2 separate regions of the Homo sapiens genome follow, and region 2 is linked to region 1. Evidence: read pairs that join two places in POLR2A ChIA-PET (ENCODE). Cell type or tissue: MCF 10A. All regions are shown on one strand.

What was found. Peaks named below come from ENCODE experiments on the same cell type or tissue, not always from the same donor. Only the 100,000 strongest peaks of a DNase experiment are listed, where the experiment ranks them.
Region 2: POLR2A ChIA-PET joins it to region 1 with 11 read pairs; 2 of 35 experiments call an interaction of 5 or more read pairs at or near these places.

What each region holds. Positions count from the first base shown.
Region 1 is chr11:114,298,699-114,303,698 of GRCh38, forward strand. All of the region lies in intron 2 of NNMT (nicotinamide N-methyltransferase), which reads left to right. Among named protein-coding and RNA genes, the nearest start is that of NNMT, 4.8 kb to the left of the region's middle. In MCF 10A, no CTCF peak of the experiment used is centred here; a DNase peak (open chromatin) is centred at 193.
Region 2 is chr11:114,152,297-114,157,296 of GRCh38, forward strand. ZBTB16 (zinc finger and BTB domain containing 16) reads left to right here. Exons shown (of 7, transcript NM_006006.6): 3 at 4,041-4,138. Among named protein-coding and RNA genes, the nearest start is that of ZBTB16, 95 kb to the left of the region's middle. In MCF 10A, no CTCF peak of the experiment used is centred here; a DNase peak (open chromatin) is centred at 2,435.

The DNA.
Region 1 (5,000 bases):
TTTATTAATCACCATCCATGAAAGTAGACTTTGTATACTTACAACTAATGGTCAAGATCTTACACTACCACATCTACATGTAAATTTATGCAAATGAATCTCATTTGTTCATGTAAATTTTAATTTCTTCCAACACGAGAAATTGGCAATAGCCTATTAGCCAGAGGTAGCCACGCCTGCAATTCACTGTCTTTCTCATATCCTTATGCACTTCCATCTTCTGCTGATTGTCTGACAATATCCAGTCTGTTCCCCAACTGACCATTCACTCCTGGAGCAACATTTCTCTGCTGCTATGCATATTGCTGAGACCCCACAGACTTCTTTGCAAGCTGCATAAAAAGATGAATGTTTGCAATTATAGTATCTGCAAATAAAAATAGGTTTTGTTCTTCTATTCCAACTTTATGCTTTTTATTTATTTTTCTGCCCTTATTATGTTGGCAAAAACTTTCAATACAATATTGAATAGAAATGATGACAGCAGACCTCTGTGCCTTATTCCATATTCTAGGATAAAAAATGTTCAATGATTTATCATTAAGTATATTAACTATTGGTTTTTCATAGATATTATTTATCAGACTAAGTTCTGCATTCCTAGCTTTTTTGAAATTTTAATCAAATGTTGAATTTTGTCAAAATTTGTTTGCATTTATTAAGATGGTCTTATGATTTTCCTCCTGTATTCTGAAAATGTGAATTACATTGGAAAATTTTGAATGTTACACCAAAGTGGCATAAACTACTTGGTCATGAAGTATAATTGAGCTATAATTTTCTTCTAGTGTGCTTCACAAATTTTGATATCAGCATGATGCTGGCTGGAGTCATAAAATGAGTTGGGAGTGATATCCCCTCTTCTATTTTCTGAAAGAGTTTGAGTATTATTAGTATAATTTCCTTCTTAAATGATTGATAGCATTTACCAGCGAAGCCAGGTGAATCTGAAATTTTTGTGCGAGAGAAGACTTTATTAAAAACAGTATTTCTTTAATGGTTACTTGGATTTTCCGTTTGTTCTTTTGTCTGTTTTGGTAAGTGGTACTTTTCAAGAAGTTTGTCCTTTTTATCTTGGTTGTCAACTTTATTGGCATTTTTTTTTTTTTACAATATCCTTTTAATACCTTATTATGTCTGTAGGATCTGTAGTGATCTCTCCTCTTTCATTCTTGATATTGGTAATTTGTCTTGTTTTCTTTCTGTTGTCTTGATCAACCTTGCTACAGATTGATCATTTTATTAATCTTTTCCAAAAACCAACTTTTGGCTATGTTGATTTTTCTCTATTGTCTGTCCATTTTCTATTTCATTGCTTTCTGCTCTTATTTTTGATCACTTTCTTTCTTCTAGTTATTTTAATTTTAATTCTTTTCTAGTTTACTTTATTTTTTTCTAGCTTTCTAAAATGTCTTGTTTTTAATTCTTCTTTTAGCTTCTTAAGTTGGAAACTTATATCATTTATTTCACATATCTCTTTTTCTAATGTAGGCATTTAATGCTGCAAATTTCCTTTAGCACTGTTTTAACTGCATCCCATGATTCTTGTATGTGGTATTTTTATTATTTTCAAATTCAGCATATTGTCTCATTTCCTTTGTAATTTCTTTTTTGACCATGAATTATTTAGAATTATGTTGCTTAATTTCCAAAGTATTGGGATTTTTCTAGCTATCTTATTGTTATTGCTTTCAAATTAAATTTTGTTGTAGTCAGAGATTTATTTTGTGGCTCTGCATATGGTCTATCTCAGTAAACGTTCTATGTGCTTTCTACATTGAAAAGAGTGTATATTGTTCAGTTGTAGATATAGTTTCTATAAATATCAATTAAGTCAGGCAGGTTGATAGTATCATTCAAATTTTCTACATCCTTACTGACGTTTTGTTTACTTTCTCTGTCAATTACTGAGAGTGTTAATGTCTCAAACTATGATTGTTGATTTATCCTTTGCTCCCTATAGTTCTGTCAACATTTGCTATATGCATTTTGACACTTGTTTTTAGCTCTGTTATATACATTTTTAGGATTGTTATGTCTTCTTGATGAACTGACCACTTTACCATTGTGAAATATCTCCCTTTATTTCCAGCAATGTATTTGTCTTGAAGTCTACTTTTTCTGATGTTAATATAGCTACATCACCCTTCCTATGCTTGCTGTTTTGCATGGTGTGGTGGGCAGCCTCTAAGATGGCCCCCAATAATCCTTGTGTCAGTATTTTCACCTTTGTGTAATCCCCTTCCCTAGAATATCCACTGGATTTAGTGATTCAGTACTGACAAGTTTGGTAGAATGCAGCATAGTGATGGGATATCAATTGTGATATTAAATTAAAAGGACTACAGCACCACTACACACCTATTAGATCTAGGCCAGAATCTGGAAGACTGACAACACCAAATGCTGATGAGGCTGTGGGGAAAGAGGAACTCTTATTTATTGTTCGTGGGAATTAAAAATGGTGTAGCCATTTTGGAAGACAATTCGACTATTCCTTGCAAAACTATTCAATCTAGCAGTTGCACTCCTTGGTATGTAACCCAGAAAGCTGCATGTATTACACTCCTCAGTATGTAACCCAAAAAGCTGTGGTATGTCTACACAAAAAGCTGCACACAGATGTTTATAGTAGCTATATTCATAATTGCCAAAAATTGGAAGCAACCAAGATGTCTTTCAGTAAGCGAATGAATAAATAAACTGTGGTACATTTAGACAATGGAATAATATCCAGTGCTAAAAAGAAATGAGCTATCAAGCCACGAAAAGACATGGAGGAAATGTAAATACAATTACTAATTGAAAGAAGCCAATCTTAAAAGGCTACATGTATGATTCCAACTATATGACATTCTGGAAAATGCAAAACTAGGGAAGAAGTAAAGAAGATAAGTGGTTGCTAGGGGTCGGGGAGGGAGAGATAAATAGGTGGAGTATAGAGGATTTTTTAGAGCAGTGAGACTACTCTGTACAGTACTATAATGGTGGACACATGTCATTATATATTTGTCCAAATCCATGGAATGTACAATACCAAGAGTGAATCTTAACGTAGATTACAGACTTTGGGTGATAATGGTATGCCAATGTAGGCCTTCTGCTTGATTTTGCGGTGAACCTAATATTGCTGTAAAAAACAAAATCAATTTTTAAAAAATGACAGCTTTTTATTGGGTATTCTGTCTCTATCTCACTCTCTTGTCCTGGGGAGTGAGCTTGGAACCAAATTTCCCCCAGTTGAACCAGAAAAAACAGAGAAATAAGTGTTTGTCATTTTTAGCTGCTAAATTTTGGGGATAATTTATCCTGCAGTTACATATAACTAATATACATGATATATCTACATATCTTTTTCTACCCTTCTGTTTTCAGATTATGTTTTCTCTTTTTAATCCAGACTGACAATTTCTGCCTCTAACTGGATTGTTTAGTCCATTTACATTTAATGTAATTACTAATATTACAGGGTTGAATTTAAATCTACCATCTTGGTATATGATTTCTATCTGTCCCATCTGATTGTTGTTCACCTGTGTCTTTCTTCCTGTTTTCCCTTGGTGAATGCAGTAATTTTTAGTATTCCATTTAGTATAAGTGTACATATTTTTAGTATTTATTTTTTATCTCCCCTGTTAACCTCTTCTGTGTCTTGTGTGAGTTTGTGTGGTTTTTCTAGGAATTGCAATATGCATCCTTGACATATCTATTGTCTCATGAAGGATGTAAGATATTCCAAAAGTGTAATTTCCTTAACCGACTTTCCTGGCCCTTATGTTCTTGTCATGTATTTTATTTCTATGTATAACACTATAATACATATATTGTTATTAGTTTTGCTTTAGTTAGTAGTGATTTTATTTATTTTTATTGTCTTATTTTTAATTTTGATTTTTAAAATAAAATTTACCATCTTTACTATGTTTAAGTGTTAGTTGAATAGTGTTAAGTATAGTCACATAAGTCAGTATACAGTTTTAAACAATGTATATAACAATATATATTAAACATAGGAATTTTGGACTGAATGTTTTTATCCCTCCCTCCCAATTTCTGTGTTGAAATCCTAACCCCCTTATGATGGTATTAAGAGGTCGGGGCTTTGAAAGGTCATTAGGTCATGGAGGTGGAGACTTCATGAATGGGATTAGTGCCCTTATAAAAGGAACCCCATAGAGCTCTCTAGCTCTCCTTCTGCCATATAAAGGTACAATGAGAAGTCAGCTGTCTGTGGCCCAGAAGAGTCCTCATCAGACCCTGACCAGGCTGGCATCCTAATCTCAGACTTCCAGCCTTTAGAATTGTAGGAAATAAATTTCTGTTGTTTATGAGCCACCCAGTCTATGGTATTCTGTTACAGGAGCCCAAACTAACTAAGGCTATATTATGCATATATTTAAGATCTTTTATATTTACCCACATATCTTTCTTCTCTAGTGTTTTTCATTCCTTTCCCAAGATCTGTTCTTCTGTTTGGCATCATTTTCCTTCACCTGAAGAACTTATTTTAGTATTAGTTATAATGCAGTTCTGCTGGAGACAAATTCTCTTAACTTATCAAGTCGGGTAAAAAGTTAGTAATTGTTTTCCTCCCTGCTAACTTGAGGAATTTAACAATTTTTGATAACCAAAGTCCCCTGGCATCTCTCTTACCAGTATTTATTATTGAAATCTGAGATTTTAAAGTTCAAATATTGTAATTTAAAGTATTATTTTTATATTTTCTTTCAAGATCAGTTTGGACATTTGCTTTTGGTTTGTAATCAAATTTAGAATTATTTGGACATATTTGGTGCTCATTTTATACAATTTTTCTAGATATTGAGTCTTTAATTTTGGTTCATCTGTCAACTGAATAGATCTTCAAATATTTATTTCAAGAGGAACATACAGTGACGTGTTTTCTAAGTCCATGCATATATGAGAATGTATTTTGTCACTCTTACACATGAACAAAATCATAAAATTGTTTAAATATTGCCCCACTTTTTTTCTGACAT
Region 2 (5,000 bases), 150 kb before region 1:
ACAATAGCACAGAAATGGTTCAAATGATGAGCTTGTATCTTGCTAGCTTCGTTTTACTAGTGAGAGTTGTTTGGTTGAAAACCAGTGAGAAGGAATGAATTCTTCTCTTCAGTTTCTTGTCAAAAGGTTCAGATTTGTTTAGCTTGAATTTCTCATAATGATTCAGCTTTCTTGAGACAATAGAAACTGGTTAGAGGTTAATGTGTTCTTTGTCTTTTTGGACATAAGTGAAAATCTGTTACAAGCAAGGTGAGTTTACCTAATGAGCCACTAAGAGTTGGGGAGAACTTGAGTCTGTTCCCCAGGAATGGAGAGTGAGGACCTGAAGCATATGGGGCAATGGAATCTCCACTGAGTATAGGATGGAGATGCGTGGGCTGTACTAGAACTGGGTTACTTTCAAAATGGTGTTCAGCAAGGTAGCTTCTTCTCAGAGAAGAGTGTGTGAAAACTCTACCACCAACTAAGGCAGTGTGCAGAAAGGTGCAAAAATGTCCCCAGATGTCTTCCTTCCTTTCCTGTCACAGTGGAGGCTGATAATCTCAGATGGCCACGTGCAATTAAACCTTATGAAAAGACAGGACTAGATTGGGAAGATGTGAGTGTGTGGTAAGGAAGAAGGAGGTGGATAGAATTTCCATTTTGATCTAAATGCTTTGCAGTTGCATAATGTGGTGATGGTAGTGGTGGGAGGTTGTGGTCTAAAGAGGGAATAGACTGTGAGTTCACACAAATTTGCACTTTTGCTCCAGGAATCGGTTGGAATTCTATTTCCACATTGGCTGTTCTGCAGACTGTGCCATGGAGAGTCTACTGGTAGCCAGGTACCTCAAATGCACTGAAATCCTCCACCATTATTTTCTTTGAATTAGGAGAAGCCTTCACTTTTCCACATTCTTCCTTTGGTAGATGAACAAGAATTAAAGATACGAGCAAACCAGTGCTGGGCTCTGTTGAACTCCCAGGCCTGTGAGGTTGTTCCCTTTTTCTCTAATGAACTTTATGTGCTTTGCCCAGGTCTCTCTGCCAGTGAGGAAAGACCTTTGCCCTTGTACTTCATGTGAAATCACATGGACACCATATTAATCTCTGGTAACCTGTATGGGGCACTGAGTTAGTGGGTCAGTTGCAGGGCAGTGACCTTACCCTGAGGATTAGACAGGATAGGACATCCGGGTCTCTGAAGGCAGCGAAATGCATGACAACAGAGTCATTCCGAGGACAGGCTGGTGGTAACTTCTGGAAGTTTCTTTCACTGAAAGATAAATAGCAAGTGAGTAAAGGAGGAAACTCAGGCCACTTGGATTAGATTTTAAATGACTAGATTGCTGGGATTGGGTCTAGAGGTTTGCTTGGGCAATCCTAGCCTGGCTGCCTCAGTGTCAGAGGACATCACAATGCACCGTAAGAAGTGGGACGTGGCTCAGGGAGAATAATAGTGCCCCTTAGAGGACCACCTGGTAGGCTAGGTAAAAGGATATGGGTAAGACTTTTGAATGATAAAATTTTGTCTCTATTCAAAATATTTGATGTGATCTTCATCACTTTATAGGTGATCAAACACAGAGAGATTGTGATAGCATGACTTGTCCAAGGTTAATGGCCGAGTCAGGTGGGAGGATGCAGGTCTTCTGGCTGCTGGCTGGGCATTCTTCTTTGTACCCTGCCACCTCTGTAGTAAAAGGGCAAGTGCCTGTCATCTTTCACACCAAGCCAATCCAGTTGGCCACGATAAGCCACTTCCACCAACTGCCAAGCAAATCCATTCATACCTAGAGAAAAGGCAGTGGTGTTACCCAAACCAAGAGTGTTTATCATGGTGAGGGATTTGATTTGGAACCCTCATGGAGAAGAGATGGGAGCCCCAGAGGGGAGTTTAGCCTGGTGGTGGCTCCCAAATCTGAAGACCGGTCACTCTAGTGTCCCTTTGGAAAATAAATCCAAATGGGTGTTCGTCCTCCTATTCCTCTTGACAGCCACCCTTCAGAAGTGGGCACTCCAGGAGCTAACAAACCCCTGGTGAAGAAAAGGATGAAAATAAACTGAAACCCTTATGTTGCCATCCACCAGATTTTGCCATGACTGTGTGCGAGTTCACCTGCCAAACCCCTTATGAATAGAGCCTTTGCCACTCTATAGAAGAACATCTCTTAGAACAGCAAGTATCTATCATGCCCGGGCAAGTGACAGGAATACTCCACCATCGTGTGTGTTTGCATGCACTCACATACCCCTAGGTATGTAGTTTAAAAGATACTTTGTCCAAAATGCTATTAGGACATGTCCCAGTGCCCAACATTGTGAAATCTATTTAGAGTTAAGAATGTTCAGTTAAAATGTTCTGTACTGTTAATATTTCTCAATTTGGGTGGATCAGCATGGCAAGGAGCAAGAGAACATGGGGGGGTGGTACCCCTACAGTGTCATAGATAAGGGTGTGTGTGTGTGTGTATGTTTGTGATTGAGAAATCATTTGTCTTTGGCAAGTGGGGAAAGGGAAAGCATGCAAACAAAACAATGTGATTGAGAAAGAGCTCTGCTGAGAGAACTTTGTGTGATCCCTATCAGAAGGCCGTACACAGTGGATACCATATGCTGGTCCTCATGCTGTGGGAGCCCATTGACTGTGGCTCTAGGGAGGCTCACCTGGGTCCACCACATGGTCTTGACACACTGCTGGGTTCTCATTCTGGGACTTGGAAGGGTGGGTGGCTCGGTTTTGCTACCATCTAGATACTGCCAGCTTGAGTGTGTAATACTCCCTCTCCCCACCTGCAGTTTTATCTGTTGTCAGTACCAGCTCTCCAGCCTTTTACTATGGTCTTAACACATCAACATTTTGATGGAGATAGAGGGCCTTGTTTTCCCTTCTGCCTGCCCCACCGCCCACAGATCCGGCTTCTGGCTGCCACGCCTGCCCTGTCCTGAGGGCCAAGGCCCCTGGGGACGTTGCAGGGATGGCGCAGAGACTGGGGCGGAGGTGGAGGCCAGATCCTGGATCCGGCAATAGCATGTATGGGCCTGACAACAGGAGTGTGGGTGGGCGGCAGCTTGGAGCCTCTCCCCAGTGCTCGGCTCCCTGCTAGCGCACCCGGTTCCCTGCATCTTACCAGCTCCCGTGCTGGCTCGTGACTGAGCTAGGGGTCTGGTGGGAGAGGCCCCGGGTTGGGGGTTGGGAGTTGGGATGGGAGCACTGCTGTAGGTTGGGCCTGTGACCGGTTGTTACTGGGACCTTGGTCTTCCCAGGGGTGATAACATGGGCCTAGCCCACCTCACAGAATCACAGTAATGGCAAAATGAGAGCATGTGTATGAAGAGCTGCAGATGACTATGACCACCCTACATTTATAGAATGATGTTATCCAGTTTCTTGAAACTCTGCTTTCTGTTGGGGCAAGACAGAGGGAAGACACTTCTAAAGCTGGGCCTTAGGGGAAAGGTGTGCATGTTGGGGTGGGTCATTGCAGTCCTAAGAACATCTGGATGCCAGAGAAGTATCTTATGTCTATAAGGGCATCAATTTATTCACAGGCTTATTCAGAGCCTCCTTTGTGTCAGTCACTGTAGTGGAAGTTGGAGGTAGGAGAGAGAAAAGATACAGGTGTAGCCCTCCTGGGTCCCATGGGCTCGTTCACAGTCACCACCCGGGAAAGGCAGTGCTACACAGAGGTGAGCAGAGGCTGTGGGCCTCCTGTGAGGTCTGTGCTAGTTTGACAGTGAGCATTATGTCTGTCTGACTGTCCTGGGTGTTGCATCCTTCCTCCCTCTGGAATTGGATCTGATTTTTTTTCTTGGTCCATGTGTCAGTGGTAAAGCCCGTGGACAAGACCAGGAATGGGTGCTTCACTGGCTGCAGTCCCTGGGCAGAGGGCGTGATTTACGCTGTCTGAGGATCCAGGGATGTGTTTCCATCGGTGCCCTCCTGTTCCCTTCCGCCTGTCACCTGCCAGAGGGATGGCTGCCAAGCCCCCAGGTAGGGGATGGCCCTGCCTCTTGTCCAGCCAGAGCAGCAGCAACCTCTCTTTTCCTTTCCCTTACAGGAAGCTGCACAGTGGGATGAAGACGTACGGGTGCGAGCTCTGCGGGAAGCGGTTCCTGGATAGTTTGCGGCTGAGAATGCACTTACTGGCTCATTCAGGTAGGCAAGTTCGCCTTAGTGGCCCGTTCAGATACAGGCAACCATCTCCTGCTTGCCTTTACCCCTCCTCAGAGCCTGCTGTGGCCTGCATGTCCCCACTGCCCGCTGGGGCCCTGGTCCATCTTGTTCCCTGGACCCTCCCTCCAGGCTTATGACACAGAAGATCCATCCTGATGGCGGGGCCACTTGGATGAACCCACCTTCAAGCTCTCGTGGGTTTCCCAGGCATCAGTGGCAACCAGTGCCCTGTGTGATCTACCTTCCAAAGTAGACTGCAGTTTCATTAGTGGAACAGTTGTGGAATTAGGTTCTCACTGTCTAATGAATCTGACTATTGGGTTCACATTATACAGGAGCCTTTAATTAAATGGATATAGAAAGGTTGGAACACAAAGCTGGTTATAGCGTGCTGTCTTTTGCAAGTTAATTTTATACAATTCTATTGAGGTCGACTGTGTGGCTGCTGGTAATTTTGCTCATGTTTGGGCAAAGCTGCTCTGCCCCACGAGGCGTGGAATGGGGAGAAGCACCTGACATTTGGCAGGCCCGAGTGTTCTTGGTGGAGGGAAGGATCTAGCAGGTCTGATGCGGTGGCTTTGAGGCTTAGGTCACCTGACTTTAGTTGTGGAGGCCTCAACTCTTCTTTGCCAGGTGCATAGTCTCTTCCCTTTAATTCCCTTGCCTTCCAACCTTGGAGTCATTTTTTAGGGGAGAGGAGAGGGCTGTTGTTTCATTTGGTCTTGTCTTCTCCTCATGTAGGCCAAGGCCTGCCTCTCCTTTCCCCATATTGGCTCCAGAAACTGGCCCTCCAGGCAGTTTGGCATTTGGGAAATGGGCTTTGGGGTCAGGCAGAGAAAGGTTC